Linked DNA regions of Homo sapiens: region 2 is linked to region 1. Evidence: chromatin loops called from intact Hi-C (ENCODE). Cell type or tissue: endothelial cell of umbilical vein. All regions are shown on one strand.

The links. Hi-C counts contacts between places; a loop is a spot of excess contacts. Peaks named below come from ENCODE experiments on the same cell type or tissue, not always from the same donor. Only the 100,000 strongest peaks of a DNase experiment are listed, where the experiment ranks them.
Region 2: a loop joins it to region 1, with 23 times the contacts of the local background. A loop is called at or near these places in 9 of 110 quality-filtered maps.

Annotation. Positions count from the first base shown.
Region 1 is chr2:149,556,530-149,564,529 of GRCh38, reverse strand. No RefSeq gene overlaps it. Among named protein-coding and RNA genes, the nearest start is that of MMADHC-DT, 27 kb to the left of the region's middle. RefSeq lists a silencer at 7,781-8,000. In endothelial cell of umbilical vein, a CTCF peak has its summit at 3,007 (motif pointing right); DNase peaks (open chromatin) are centred at 3,039 and 7,919.
Region 2 is chr2:148,922,372-148,930,371 of GRCh38, reverse strand. KIF5C (kinesin family member 5C) reads right to left here. Exons shown (of 26, transcript NM_004522.3): 3 at 1,018-1,091. LOC101928553 (a long non-coding RNA gene) reads left to right here and starts at 3,123. Exons shown (of 2, transcript NR_187659.1): 1 at 3,123-3,583. RefSeq lists an enhancer at 3,749-4,373. In endothelial cell of umbilical vein, a CTCF peak has its summit at 3,564 (motif pointing left); a DNase peak (open chromatin) is centred at 3,501.

The DNA of each region.
Region 1 (8,000 bases):
CCTTAAACTGAGTCCAGTTTTTAAAAAGGAACTAAAATTTATAGGTAAAGGAAATTTTGAAGCAAAATTATTTTCTTTTTAAACGTTTAGCTAGAGTTTTAATTATACATTAATGCTTACATTATATAAAACAAGTTTTCAAAGCATTTTATTTTTCTTACTGTTATTAGACATGGTTTACATTATTTATAGCATGATCATTTTTGCCAAGAGCTTTTAAGAGTTTTCCCAGAACCTCTTAATCCTTGGATAGTTAAATCATGCTTAGGGTTTCTAACATTGAGTCATCCATGTAGATTTCCTCTCAATCAATCTAACAGTTCTTTCACTGTTTCAGTTATTTCATGAAATGTTGCATTTTGGGCACAGTGTATTTATATGAAATGGCATAGTCACTAACTTTGTTTCCTTTAAATGAAAATAGACTAAACAGGTAGGGTTGCAATGCTATAATCTGCTTTGATCTCGTTCTATATAAAAATAGAGTCTCTAATTGCTTTAATTTTATGTAGATAGGATTATATTTAAGTTACAACTTCTTACATCTCCTAGTATAAAGATTTTGTGTCATTAAATTGCCACTCTATTTAAAATGAGTGGCAATTCAGTAGTACAAAAATAGGTATTAAACTTTTTAAACACTGGTTTGTACTCATAGCTTATGTTGTAGCTGTATATGCCATTTTGCTACAAATTTAATTTTTAGTAGTTTTTAAATAGTTTAAAGTCATCCTTGTCACAGACTTCACGAACAAGTGCCTGCCAGGAAGTCCAGTTTTGTTACAGGAAGAATGGTTGAGCACAGTTCCTGTCACATAGATGTTCAGTAATAGATGTGAATTAGATGCTGATCAACTTAATGATGATTCAGAAGAGTAAATCTAGATTTGTTGAGGTCAAACTGGAGCTTTGTCATGTATCCGCTTTAATCCAAAAACCTGGTGTAGAGATCTTTAATTGAAGTCATGCACCATATAACAACGTTTCTGTCAAGGTTGGACCACAAATATGATAGTAGTCCTATTTTTACTGTACTTTTCTATGTTTAGATACACAAAAACATTGTGTTACAGTTGCCTACAGTATTCAGTACAGTAACATGCTGTACAGGTTTTTAGCCTAGGAGCAATAGCCTATACTATTAGAACCCAGGTGTATAGTAGGTTATACAATCCAGGTTTTGTACACTCTTGATATTCACACAATGATGAAGTCTCCTAACTACCCATTTCTCAGAACATATCCCCGTAGTTAAGATATGCATGACCATAGTTTCAGACTAGTTTAACCTGTTTTACAATTGTAGCACTATTTTATCAGCACAATTGTGATAGTATATTTAATGAAATACACTGCCTGTCTCCCAAATATTGAATAGTACATATACTAAAAAAAAATTTGTATCTGAAATTCAAATTTATCTTAGTGTCTTCCTTTTTATATTTGCTGAATCTGGTGACTGTGTGAATGACAACATTGCTATCAAATGACAGTTATTTTTAATGGTAAAATTGTAGAGGGACTCAAAATTAAAAAAAATACTAAAGCCAAAAAGAGTACAAGCTTTGAGCACCCTAGAAAAGCAGCACTTCCCGGGTTAAATAGTGCCTCCATGGCTCATCAGTTTATAATTTCAGGTTGTTGCCTTTGAAGGTTCATGGTTACTGTTCATTAATTGCTATTTTATCTCTCCTGTTTGTTTTAAATTTGTGACTAAGATCTTCGACATTGAAATCAACAACAATTTTATAAGAATTTTATTTTTCACATCCCTTTTTGATTGCAGAAGGACATGAGGTCTATTCCTTGTTTGCTTACAGTGAATGTGACTTCATTTACCCTTGTTTAAAGTTATTTTAAATAATATGAACTCAATTTTCAGTGTCACACAATGTTGTCAGTTGCTGGATTTGTGCCCATTCAAACTGAGTTAAGTCACCAGTGGTCACAGAGGAGACTTTCTTCTGGTACTAAGTAAACAAGCTGAGAAAGAGAAAGGGAAACTATGTTTATGGCCGTGTAACTAAGTTACAGTAATAAGATTTGTCCTGTACGAAGCCTGGATGAGTTAAAATACCTTCTGAGTCAAGTGGTCACTCATGGGAAATAACTCTCCTGGGACACTGGAGCATGAATTAGTGATCTGAAGAGGCAATTAATCTCAAATGAATGAGCACTTGGCTTCTAGATTGCTCTCTATTTATGTTACAGTTTTTTTAGAATAAATGTAGGTTAACCTACAGTGTAGTTTTATGTAGATTAGCCAAAAGTCCATGTTAATTCAAGACAGTGTCTCTAAGAAGCAAAAAATATTTTAGCATATTGAAAAAAAAAACCTGCAAGTTGGTCATGGAATCTAAAATAGAGATACAACTAATATTCCTCTCAACAAATTAGGAGAGTCACAATAAAGCAAAAAAGAAGCAGTTTATTCTTTAGGGCTACCAGAACTCGTGGCCTGCTTCTTAAATTAATTCTGGCTTTCATTTTAAAGTGACATTTATTTTCATGGGCAAGTTAAAGACTCTGTAGAAGCCTACTATGAGAACCCCTTTTCTGATACTGTATTATGAAGGATAACTGAAAATCACTGAGATTAACTAATTCCATAAGTTGTATGAAAAAACTATTACAGTCATTTCCAATACTAGATCCCCAGTGTTGTAGGTACTGTTTAGTCCCAACCAGCAGAAAGAGCTATTGTAAGTCCAGGATTGCCTTTAGCTATTAGCTTTTCCAGTATGCCCCTCCATTTCAGAGTGAAAAATAACCTAATGCTACAATGAGTGTCCTTTTCATGAGCATATATATGTATTTCTTATTCATACATACACACACACACCCCCCTTGTGGACAAACCTTCTAACAACAAAATAGCTATATATTTGAGATATGTTATCTAATTTAAAATATTGCATTAAAATTTATTCACAAATGTGACTGTCTCAAATGGATAAGAACCTCTAATTTTGCACTTAGGATTTTGCCAACTTTATTGAACATCCTCTATATTTAAAAAGATAGGCTGCAGTGATACATTTGGCCAATAGGTGGCACCATTTAATTACCTTGAAATTCCTCAAATTTGAGGCTTGTAGTTTGGCCAAGAAAAAAAAAATTACCTTATCAATTCTGCATGTTTGAAATGTAAACCATTTAGAAAGAAAAGTTCCTGTACATTGATAATTACTTCATTGTTTTGACTTTTTAGAAACTAGCATTTTTTTCTAGTGCTATTTCCTAGATGCCATTACTTGAGCTATGAAATAGAAAATGAATGCCTGATGCAGGGTCATGTTGTTCAATCATTATACATGTAATTTTTATCATTTTTAAAATTGTGAGTTTCTAGAAAAGTATCAATCTGTGTCACAATACAATCTAGTGTCTTGAATCAGAAGAAAGATAAGGGAGCACTCCTAGGCACTTAGGGAAATAAGGCAAGAGGCAGCAAAAAGACCTGGTGTGAGATGGTCAAATTCTTTCTCACCAGCACGCAGTCAAGAAATCCTGGAATTGGGAGTACTGTGTTTAGTCAAAAGATCCGACATGATCTGAGATTTAAAATTAATTTTTAGTTGTTAAGCAATTATTTAGTGCCTCCATTCCTGCCAAAAAAAAAAAAAAAGCGGGGGGGGAGTGTGGCTCTGACATGAAAGCAAAAAATTAGTAAGGGTAAACTATTGAACTTTAGAAGTGTAGTAATGTATTATGGTGTTACAGAGTCATTAAAAACATACTATGTGAAATGCAGAGAAACTGCATGAAAAAATGAACCAATTCAATTTTGTCATGTTACTATGCAGTATTTAGAACAGACCATGGCAAAATCCAAAGTGTCTTGTGAATAGTAAAAGAAAACTCAAGATTTATAATTATTTTAATATTAAGAAATTATATTCTAATTATTTGAAAAGTTATGTGGGAATAGACACATTGAACTTCAAGGTCAAAGTAAGTAAGTAACATAACTTCACACAAATAATAGCCTTGTAGACAAGAAAAATAAAAGAGTATAAAAATATTGATTTGGGAGGTCTTAAAAATTGTCTAGTCCTGCCCTTTATTTCTTGGATGAGAAAACTCAAGCCTTGAAAAGTTTAATGATTTGCCCAAGGTTAGAATTGGCAAATCTAGAATACAGCTTTTCTGGGTCTTAGTCCATGAACTACTTCTTGTCTAATTGGCAATTTCTGATAATTCAGGTAAGTGACTTTAACATTTTATTTTTTATGAAAAAAATTTTTAATTACAGTATAGACTTTTATAATTCCATCAATTTGCATTACATGGTAATGTATTTGCAATGCAGTCTTAATTAGGAAGCTTCTCCACTCTGAAAAGGGAAACTCATTGTACTCTTTATTTGAGCAGCTCTGCTCCATTTATTGTATCGGTGATTATATAAATGGCAAGAAGTTCTGGCTAGTGGTAGTGCCAGGACTAATAAAGAAAGGTCTTTTGATATGATAAAATACTATATTTGCTCATTAATATTTAGGTTTCATAGTTATACACTTACGGGTATAAGAAAGCACCTTTATTATTGAAATTTCTTCAGAAACAATAATGGTATGCATTTAAAATTCCTGTTTGGTCTATTAATTTTTTTTTATCATGCAAGATTTCCTAGGAATGCATCTGTCACATAGCAGCATAGATACTTGAGATGATGGGGCTATTAATTTGATCTTGAACAATTATGTCAGGCATTCTGTTGTACACAATGCCTTCTACTTATTAAAATAGATTACAGCAAGCCCTTTGCTACTTCTATCATTGCCTGCCATCGCTGTATGGTTTTAATGTACCTGTCCCTCCAAAATTCATAGGTGGGAACTCAAACACCAAGTTGGTAATATTAAGAGGTGGAGCCTTTGGGAGAGTGATTAAGTTATGAGGACTCTGCCTTGTGAATGGGATTAATGCCCTTTTCAGAGAGCGCCTTGACCCTTCTACCCTTCCCTCCCTTTGCCATGTGAGGACACTGTTCATCCCTGCAGACGGTGCAGCAACAAAGCACCATCTTGGAAGCAGAGAAAGAGCCCTTACCACACACCCCATCTGCCAGCACCCTGAACAGTGAGAAATTTCTATTACAGTTCAAGAGGGGGATTAGGGGTGCCGACCACCCCAACCCCAGGCTGAGTCAAAAATCCACATATAACTTTTGACTCCCCAGAAACTGAACTACTGACAGCCTACTGTTGACTGGAAGCCTTGTTGGCAACATGAGTAGTTAACATATTTTGTATGTTAAATGTATTACATTCTGAATTTTTTTTTTCCTTGGGCTGGAGTGCAGTGGCGCGATCTCAGCTCACTGCAAGCTCCGCCTCCTGGGTTCACGCCATTCTCCTGCCTCAGCCTCCTGGGTTCACGCCATTCTCCTGCCTCAGCCTCCTGAGGAGCTCGGACTACAGGCACTTGCCACCACGCCCGGCTACTTTTTGTATTTTTAGTAGAGACGGGGTTTCACCATGTTAGCCAGGATAGTCTCGATCTCCTGACCTCGTGATCCGCCGCCTAGGCCTCCCAAAGTGCTGGGAAATAAACTAGAGAAAAGAAAATGTTAAAAAAAAAATCATGAAGAAGAGAAAATATATTTACTCTTTATTAAGTGGAAGGGGCTCCTCATGAAGGTCTTCATCCTCATTGTCTTCATGTTGAGAAGGCTGAGGAGGAGGAGGTAGAGGAGGGATTGTTCTTGCTGTCTCAGGGGTGGCAGAGGCAGAAGGAAATCTGAATATGAGTGGACCCGGGCAGTTCAAACCCAAATTGTTCAAGTTTACCTCTAACTATAAATTACCCAGTTTGTGGTATTCTGTCAAACCAGCCCAAACGGACTAACACGGTATAAAAATAATTAAATCATTTAAAATTTTATGATTCACAGAGGTTTTCTCAAACTCTACACCTTTCCTTTGCTTTTTACTTAATCATATCCAATATACGTCCACTCTGAATTAGTAAAGTTTGACGTTTGATGCTGACATACTTCATGTCTGCTCCAAGTCGTAGAGCTTATGGCATGTCTAGAGACTCTTGGAGGAGAGGAAATCTCAGCTGGCCCTTGAAAGGCAGGCGGGATTTGAATAGTGAGCAGAGGATATTCCAGGAGCTAAAACATGAGACTAACACAAGAGAGTGGACTGGTTTACCTAGAGTTTCCTTGACTGCAAGGACTTGGGAAATGAGGCTAGAAAGACACCTTGGGGCTAGATTGAAGGAATTTTTAGTTCCAGAATAAGGAATTCACCGATATGCTATAGCATTAAACATTGAAGGTTTTCAAGCAGAAGAATAATTCGATTAAATCAACTTTTGGAAAGATAGATCTCCTGGTGGTATAGGATATAAACTGTAGGCAAAAAGTAACTGGCAACAAAAAGACTACTGTTGTAATGGGGTAACTCAAAGGTAATAGAGGCCTAAATTAGGGTGGTGGCCGTAAGAATGAAATAAATATTCCAAAGTAGAAATTAAAGCAGGAACTGACTGCTCCCTAGGTCTTGCTGTCCAATCCCACTTCCAGCAATCCAAACAAAAGACTGCAGTTTTCAACATGGATGACTAAAAGAATAATAATAATAATAGCACTGGTAATAATAGTAACAAGCCAACATTTTCATCGTGCTTACTGTGCCCAGCACTTAGCTAAGTGCTTTATACATAATGCATATAATCTTCATAACAACCCCATGAAATAAGTATTATTATTCCCATTTCATGGATCAGAAACCTGAAGCAGAGAGAGGCCAGGTGATGAGTTTAAAGTCGCATGGATATTGAATGGCAGAGCCAGGACTGGAACACAAGCAATTGGGCCTTGGACCCTAATGCCTAGCCTGGTGGTCTCACTACCAAGTACTAGTTTGCAGCATATAGCCCTCTTACATTTATGTGGTAAAGTTAAAATGGTGGTGAATATCTGCATATACTTAGAGTTGGGAACCTAGAATTCAGAGAGTAGTCAGGATAGAGGATGTAAAGTTGAATGACAAGCATACCTCACTCAACTTGAATATTTGAAACTCCATTATTGCATTTGATGATAGAATTTAACCCACCGATCTTCCACAGCTCAGGAGAGAGGGTGTGGTAGGGGTGGGATCAAAACAATAAAGATTTTCAGACCCATTGGAAAGAGTTTTGACAGGCTTTGTCATCATACCTCTCAGCAGTTATGCTCTGCTTATCTTTTGTTCTCTGATGTATGCTAATAATTTGCTACGTGATCATGTACTATTTTAATTTCCATTTGGTTCTAGGAAATCAAGTCGCTTATAATATTTTCATGCTCATTCTTATGTTCCAACCTTTAACAACTGTTTTAGGATTCTGAAATTTCTCAACATTACAACATGCATGAAATATCATGACTAGTTCAGTTATCCAGATACTCATCCAAAATCAAAGGACTGTACAGCATCGTGGTTAAGAGACTGGGGTTTGGAAAAAAACTCCTGAGTCTGGATCTCAGTTGTGCTATTTACAAGTTTTCTGACCTTGGGCAAGTTCCACTTCTGTTAATACCCATCTCATGAGAAGATTTAAGGTTTAGGAGGGATGACATATGCAAGCCATTTCTTACTATTCCTGTGGAAGAGGTCAGTAAATTTTAGCTGTTCTTATTATCTGACCTCTGAATGTGTACAAATTTTGTGGACAACTAAACAGTAAAAATTACCCCCAAATATATTTTCCTAAAATTATAATACAAACATCTTCAAGAGGACATGTATTTGGCAGAACACTTTAGTATTTAATCTCACCACAACTTTGGAAAAGTAATACCATCACAAACAATTCATCACATCCAAAACAAATAAATGGAGCACTCCTACTAGCTGTACATACACAGATAGTGTGTTAAGTAATCACAGAATTCACTGCTTTAGACTTAATCAGCCATTACATGCCCAGAGATGTTTTTTTTTGGAAAGTTTTTATTGGCATTTGAAATGGTTTCCTGTTGGCGAAGTGTGCAGTACCTCAAA
Region 2 (8,000 bases), 630 kb after region 1:
TGAAGGCCCTATAGGATTTGGTGATTTAAAGAAAAAAAAAAAAGGAAAAGAGGAGGCAAAGAGGTTCAATTTTGTCTGCAGACCTGCCTTGTTTGGAAAACAGACTGAAGCCACAAAATTCCACAGCCAACAACTGGAGCTGGGGTCATACCCTGAAGTGCCTTCAGGGAGCAGGTATGTAAGTCAATAAGGAAGGATGCCAAATATAAGTTCGTCTTCACCCCAGTGTGCATGAAGTGGGCTGGGTGTGAGTACAATGGAGAGTCCAGCCCCATGTACGTGGGGTGGCCAGAGCCAGTACCACAGGTACCATTTTCACAAATACTAACAAATATTTTACCAAACTTCTCCTAGGTGACAGCAGCTGTTCCCTGCACTAGAAATGTTAACAAAAAGGTGAACAGGACAATGAAGTGAACAGTGAAGCTTGAATTTTATATTATGGTGAAATTCACCCAGTGCTGCCAGATCTTCAGAATATTCAACCTAAGATGGAAAATTTGAATTGTGTGAAATCATCCAATTTTTAACATTGCTTACTATTAAAAAAAAAAATACCGTGCAGTCCAAACAAAAATATGTCTGTGGGCTGAACGTGGCCCACAAGCCAACTTTTAAAAATCTCTGACCTACAGTTTTTTATTTATTCTAAGAGACGAACCTCCCCGGGGGCCTTCATCAGGGTAAATGATTTTCCCAACAGGCTTTCCCAGTTAGAATGAGGCTGAAGTCCAGAATGATGTTCACACTACTGCTTAGCTAATCAATGATTGTTTCTGAATAGAATGTATTGTTACTGTCACAAAGTTATCAATAAAGTACTTTTTAAAATACTGAATTCCTGAGACTTTATTTTTTGCTGCTATTTTAAAACTTCTCAAAGACATAATTAATTGGCCAAACATAACCGTCTCTATTTCCCAGTAAAGAAAGCCACATGCACCTCAAGTTTTGCTGGAAACGTCAGTTCCATTCAGTCATCTCAGAGATTCGCATTAGAGCACATTGTAATCTTACCTCCATGGTGTGGGTTTTTCCTGATGAAGTCTGCCCATACGCAAAAATCGTCCCGTTATAACCTTCAAGGACATCTGTGAACAAGAAAAAGAAATTAAAATTAACTCATTACTTTGATCATATGCTGGTGTAGGTTGCATATTTTAAAATTACATTTTCCAAATGGCCCATCTCATTTTTCATACAAATGATATATTTCAACTCCATGTGAATTTTAAGTAGAAAATTCTGTTGTTCTACAAATGGAAAGAAATGGACTCACATTTCACAGAATACATTAATGAAGAAGGAGGCAGACACACTTTCTCCCAATGACATCAAAAGGAAGATAGAGACATCGAGCAGAAAACTTTTTTTTAGTAGAAGGATATTTGAGTTTTCTTCTATAAGTTGATCTCTTGAGATCAGTTGGGGGAAAAAGAAAACATTATTCTTATGCCCTGTTTCTGGAGTGAGATGAAGAACAGAATTTCTTTCCTGAAGATTTAATCTGGGTCAGTTTAAACGCTGGCCCAGGCTAGCTCCTTGGGGAGGTTTCTCCTGAAAGCCCCACAAGAGCTCCTTGAGTCCAGAGGTGGGGGAGGAAAAGGGCCCCACTCTATAAACAGAGCCTCAGGATGACAATCCAATCAGCCCAGAAACTAGCCGGGCCCTCACTTAAATTTAATGTCTCTGTGTTTGCACTGATAGTGCTAACAAGCCAGCCCAGGCCCATCAGCATCAGGAAATTTCTTTTAATTACACAATGAGAGCACTGTGCAAACCCCTCCACACTGCAGGTCGGTGCCACATCACACAGGGACAAGGGGAGGCTCGAGGGTGGAGGCTGCTTTTTGCTGAAGAGCTGAAGATTATCTGTGGGAATTCTTTCAAAGCAGCAGAGGTGATTAAAATATATTTAGCACTCATTTCTCTCCTGCTTTCCTCCTTCATCCTCACAAATATCACTGGAAGAGGAACAATGCATCATTAATATCCTTGATCCTCCATTCCGAATAAGGGGAGGAAGTCTTCATTTGCACAAGCTGTAGAGGCAGGGAGAAGGACCCCACACTGAGGTGTCCTATTCAGGGTCATGTAAAAAACCAAGCCAGGCAATCAGCTCCATCTACTTCAGGCTCTAAATAGAGTTTTTCTTTTGGGAGCATGGTAGAGGGGGTTCTCTGAATTTTATGATGCTGGTTTGTTTTTGTTTTGCTTTGATAGGTTTGCTTTTTTGAATTTTTTTTCTATATCAATTCTGATTTGTTATGTTTTTTAAAAAAATTTTAATAAACATTTGACTGATCTGAGGTTGTTGAAGTGTGAACTGGGATAAGAACAAAAAAGCAATATGTTATTTTAGGAAGGTAAGAAAAGAAAAATTAAGTGGCAGGATTTTTTTTTAATTCTAGCAGCCCTCAAGAGTTTGTATCAAGCTATATTGGGGGTTGGTGGGAGAGGAGGGACAGGGAGAGAGAGGAGGGGGAGCAAGAGGAGGGAGAGAGAATGTTCATACATATCAGATTTCGGCTAATGGCTCCCCTGCTAACAGTGGGAAGCAAAAACTTGAAGTAGTCAGTGTAAGGTTTGGAGGTTCAAGCTTCAGTTTTCACAAAAATGCCAACTTACTCCAAGAAAAGATTCCTTAGGCCAGAGCAGACAGAGCACCTCTACACTAACATGAATATGATATGCTTTGAGGGACCCAAAGGAAAAAGGTCCCACCCTTAGGTCAAACTTTAAAAATGCCATATTCATAACACAAAAAACTCCAGCCTATTGGAATGCTGGCTACATCACAATATCACAGTTTCCATTTATTCGAAATTACCATTTATTAGAAATTAACCATCCCCCCTATACACACACACACACACACACACACACCCTGAAAGGGCTTTCCTTGTCTTAAGCCTCTGTGTATGAAACACTCTGGAACCCACCGGCCTAGGTGTTAGAACAGCACCGAAGTTGCCAGGGCCAGGGGTCCAGCCATCCTGACCTCTGCTAGCCACCCTGCAAGGGCCGATGTTCCCACGCAGGAGGCCCCAGGGAGGTGGTACTGAGCAACCGGCCACACCCAAGGAAACAGCTCAGAGCTCAACTTCCTCCTGAATTAGGCCACACCCGAGGCCTCCCGGGTCTCATCCACGCCTCTGGGTCCATCACTAAACAGAAGGCACAATCCCACTAACTCTTACTCCATCGCTGCTCATGAAACTCCTGCCAGTAAGGACTGGGTCAAGCACCTGAAAACCAGAGCTCGTCCGTGGCTTCACTTGTTTTGGACTAAGGAGCTGAGGAGCGTGCAAGACTGTACTTGGAGAATCTGTTTCTTGCTGCCATTTCGTCACTGAACACTATTTTTTTTCTCCTTCTTTTTTTGTAAGAAAAGGAGAACACATAAAACCCCACCAGAACAAACTCCACTCGGCCCTGAAAGTATTTACAATCACGGCCCTGAAAGTACTGAAAGTATTTACAATCACGTTACAGTTCATTCACTGCTGCAGAACCTCTCTCCAGCGATCAAGGTCGAAGGGAGCCGACGTCGCCCTCTATCGGCTCCCTGCTGCACTAGAAGGTAATTTAAACGAAAAGGCCCTTTGAAGCCAGTGTTCTCTATTTTCTTCGAAACTCCAGGTTTTGGGGGCTTCTTTTCTGTTTGTTGTTTGTTTGCTCAGTCTATGTTTTGATTTGCTGGTGAGGGAAGGCAGAGAGAGGAAGTGGAGCAGGAGCCCAGCGCGTTTCTATGGCCACCGCGACCACAGGCAGAGGGGGAGCCGTAGCAGGAAAGGCCAGGCCGCGCTCCGCACTGCGGGGGCCACGCCAACCTCCATCCGACTCCCACAGAAGCGCCCACAAAAGGCACTTTCATCACGTCCAGTGCCCGCTCCTGGGCCCACGGAATGCATTTGTTTTAGAGTCTCTGCAGAAACAATGTTTCCACATGCCAGCCACGCTCCGCAGACAGAAAGTTTCTTTGTGTTAGTGCCTGGTGTGATGTGACCTCCACTGGTACAGCATAGCCCGCCGCACCCCGGGGCCACAGCACTCTTCCATCCCGCAGCCGCATGAACCCCAGAAGGAGCTTCCACTGCAGGTGCCCAGAGCCTTCTCATCTCCCAGGGGAGGAGGAAGGATAGCAGTAGATACTTAAAATGCTCCTTGCCTCCCATTTGCTCAGTTCTGAATCCAGGTCTTGCTAAAGCAAAAGAGTTAGTGCCATCTTCAGATTAGAATTGGGGGAGGATGTGATCATACCTACCCATCAGTAGTCCTACGGAGGCATGGGGCTTCCTACCGACTCTCCAGGGGAAATGGGGGCCTGTAGGGTTTCTGGTGATGGTGGCTGACAGGCCATCCTCACCAGTCACCAAACCACTCAGGTAGGCCATAATCAGAGGATGATGAGGCGGTCCTGCTGACTACCTGAGGCCAGCCCGCATGCCGGCTGGCCAGCCTAAAGGGCAGTCCCTGTGCCCAGGCAAGGGCATGCTGCATCTTCAGAATGGAAACGCACCTCATCACTGGCAGGCCACCAGGGCCATCACAAGGTGTAGGAGCCACCATCCCTGTCCCCTCTTCTCTACCCTCCTCCCACACCATTCCTAGCCCTGTCTTTTGCAATGCTTAGATAATAGTCCATATGGCCTGACAGAACAGGGACCACTCATAAAATAATTGTCATCAAATGCTAGCTGTGTGCCCACCAGGAAAGGGGGGCAGGGGAGTACAGAAGAATATCAGTCAGTCAGTCTGACAAGCCCAGGCTTGAGTCCCAGTCCATGGCCCCCGAACCAACCTGGCCAAGTTACTTCACTTCTCTGAGCCTCAAATTCCTCTTCTGTACAATGAGGAAAATAATGCTCACCCTTCAGAAAGTTGTTATGATTTAAAATGCAACAACATATGTCAAGTATATAGACAGTGCCTGATAAGTCACAGCTAAAAATATTTTTTTTCTTCAGAGTCATATATAAGATAATAACAAAACAGATCTGATAATGTCATCCTAAGCTTAACACTCTTCATTGGGTCCACATTGTCTGCAGGATAAAGTCCATCCATTGCCATCAAATTGCTCCAGCCTAAATGTCCCAGCCTCATCTCCCATAATGCCACTCTGCACCCTGTGCCGCTCCAAGTTGTCCAAGCAGAATTTGTGTGTTTATGCTTTTACTTTTGAAATCCCCTCTGCTTGTACAACCCTCCTATATTCTATAGTCCTCAGGACCCAACCTTTCAGAGAAACCTTCTTTAATTCTCCACTCCCTCTCCCAATCAAAATCAATACAAGTGACATTCTTCTGTGTTCCCGTGGCATTTTGCATACACCCTTTCTAAAGTACATAATGCCTATGTGTGTGATGATTATGTACACATCTGTCTCTTTCCCTGTACTCAAAGCTCCTTGCAGACAGTCTTACATAGCATGGCGACTCCAGTCCCAGCACTGCTTACCCCACGGTAAGTACTTATTACTACTTACAGAAATGAATGATTAAAAGAAACAACTGAATGAATGAATTTTAAAGGAATCAGAACTGGAAAACAAGAAATTTCCCCTTCTCTAGCATCTGGATCATCTGTATCTAGTTAATTTGGAAGGCAAATGATTGGTGTGGCTTCTGTAGGCTGGGACATAGTTACAGTACTTCAATAATAGCATCCAGTTACCATGGTGTTTAATTCCTAGGCGTCCAAAGGAGCCTTCCCATTTACTGTGCTGGTAGTCAGAAACCCTACAACCTCTTTGAGAAGAAATGGAGGAGAATTCTACATGCTTTTTCAAGCAAAATTTTGAAAAACAAACACCAGACAAAGATGGGAGCATGAGAGATGCCAGGACTCCACAAACAAACATTTAAAATATATTTTTTTTAACCCAGTGAAGTGGTAGGGAATGAAAAACCAGAGAGAGAATAAAGCCATCGAGTTAAATGGAGCCTCCCAGATGCTCCAAATCATTAAGAGTTTAGATGGACTTGAAAGGAATGCTCCTTGGTCCACCCATTATCAGGAATCACGGGGACTATGGTGCTCTTCGGAAATCATCTGATTTAATTATTAGCCTCTAGAAAAAAAGGGCTCCACAGCACCGCCTCCCAATCTTGATTTAAATAGGGTTACTCATGGCAAGAGATACCTCAGCTATACTTGATCATCTGTTCCAAGGAGTTCTTTCTTGTACCTCTATGTTTTAGCTTACTGATTCTGAAATACATGGCCACTTCTCACACTAGCCTCAGTGGATATTTGTGAAATCCAATCAGACCTTCATCAATTCCTTTTTAAGGGAGAATAAGGCATGTATGTATGATCATACATATTTATGGTACCCTAGAAATGTCTGTTAGTCATATCATGTCAGCGCCTGATTTTATTCTGCTAGATGGTTTTCTTTATAGCTCACTACATATTGGGTCTCAAGTTATCCAGAGTTAGGCCATATCTTCACAAGACCTGCCCATTTCTGACATTTCATACTGTAGAGAAATCCGAACATTGAAAGAGGCCCAAACTTCTTTAGTGAATAAAGACTCAAAGAGTATTACTACAGGTTGTTAATCACAGGATTTTTTTTTAACAGAGTGCATCCATTTCTAATTATGTCAGCTTAGAGAGGACAGGATGTATTTAAATGGCCCTCATGTTTAGCACAGCATGTGGTAAATACTATTTGTTTGTGATAATGAAGGGGGAGAGAAAAAGAAATTTTGGCACATATGTGATTAATCTTACTTTAATAAAAAATATATGAATGAGTCGAATAATAGGGAGCAGGGCTGAGTAGGAGCAAACCAAGAAAGATATACTGCAAAAACAGAGAAAACATGTTTAGATAGAAAGAGAAGCAGAAGAGTAAAAGCAGAGAGAAGATAAAAATTACCACCCGATATAGGTCCATACTATTAATTCAGAAAGAGCTCGAATTCAGTCATATTTTTTTTCTCATTGGGTTTCTATAAAAATCTCACTGTGAAGACCTTCAAAATTAATTGATGTCTGCAGCAAGAATGTGAATAACCATCCACCTCAGCAAGGAACATTACATGCTGACATGCATCTCCCACACAGGTGTCCAGGGTCAGAATTAAACGAACAGATGTACCCAGAGCTGATTTTCATGAATTTCAAATACTTAGGTTAGTCAGCTTCTAAAAACAAGCAGATCCAAAGTGACATGGTAGGTTTTTTTAGTTTTGTTTTTACTTCTTGCTTATTAAATCCAGAGCTGCCTATACAGGGGGCAGCATCAAGACATTTGAAAGCACAATTGCCACAGCATTCACATTTGAAGGAAATGATTTGATGATGAAAAGCAAAGTAGCAGGAGATGCCCCCCAGCTCTGTCCAGATGGCAAGCCTGCCAATGCAAGCTTCAACCTGCCCCTGATTTGAAAGGACAAGGTAGAGCAATGTGCAAATTGCTTCATCTCCCTGCTGCTATTTTGACATGAATCCTCCAGGGCCAATGCCAGTCCTAGAGAAAAGGACTGATCTCTAAGATGTAAATGTAGGCTTGAGGCTACCTGTTTGGAGGAATAAATGTCAGGATCTGGGTGGGATGGTTGAAAATGGGTTAGGAGAAAGCATAATTAAGGAATGCTGAATGGCAAGACCAGCTCAATAACCAACACGGTAATGTGATTTTATGACACTGTAGAAAATTTCTAAATGGCAAAAATTTTCCATATTTAAGGCTTCTTGCTGAGAGATATTAGTAAAAGGGAGACAGACACACAGAATAAATCAACCAAAGATGTACAACTGGAGCATCAGGAATATATATTTTCTCCTTCAAAGGAAAAAGGAGGTTCCATACCTGCAGCCAGTGTTTTAAAATTATTACAGAAATAGTGTGAACACAGCTTACCTTGCTTTTAAGCTTTTGGGTGACAAAATAAAAAAGGTGGCAAAAGAAATAAAGACATGTCCTTGAAAAGGGAGAATAGAGAGATTAAATAATTTGCCTGACATCATAGCAAATCAGGGCT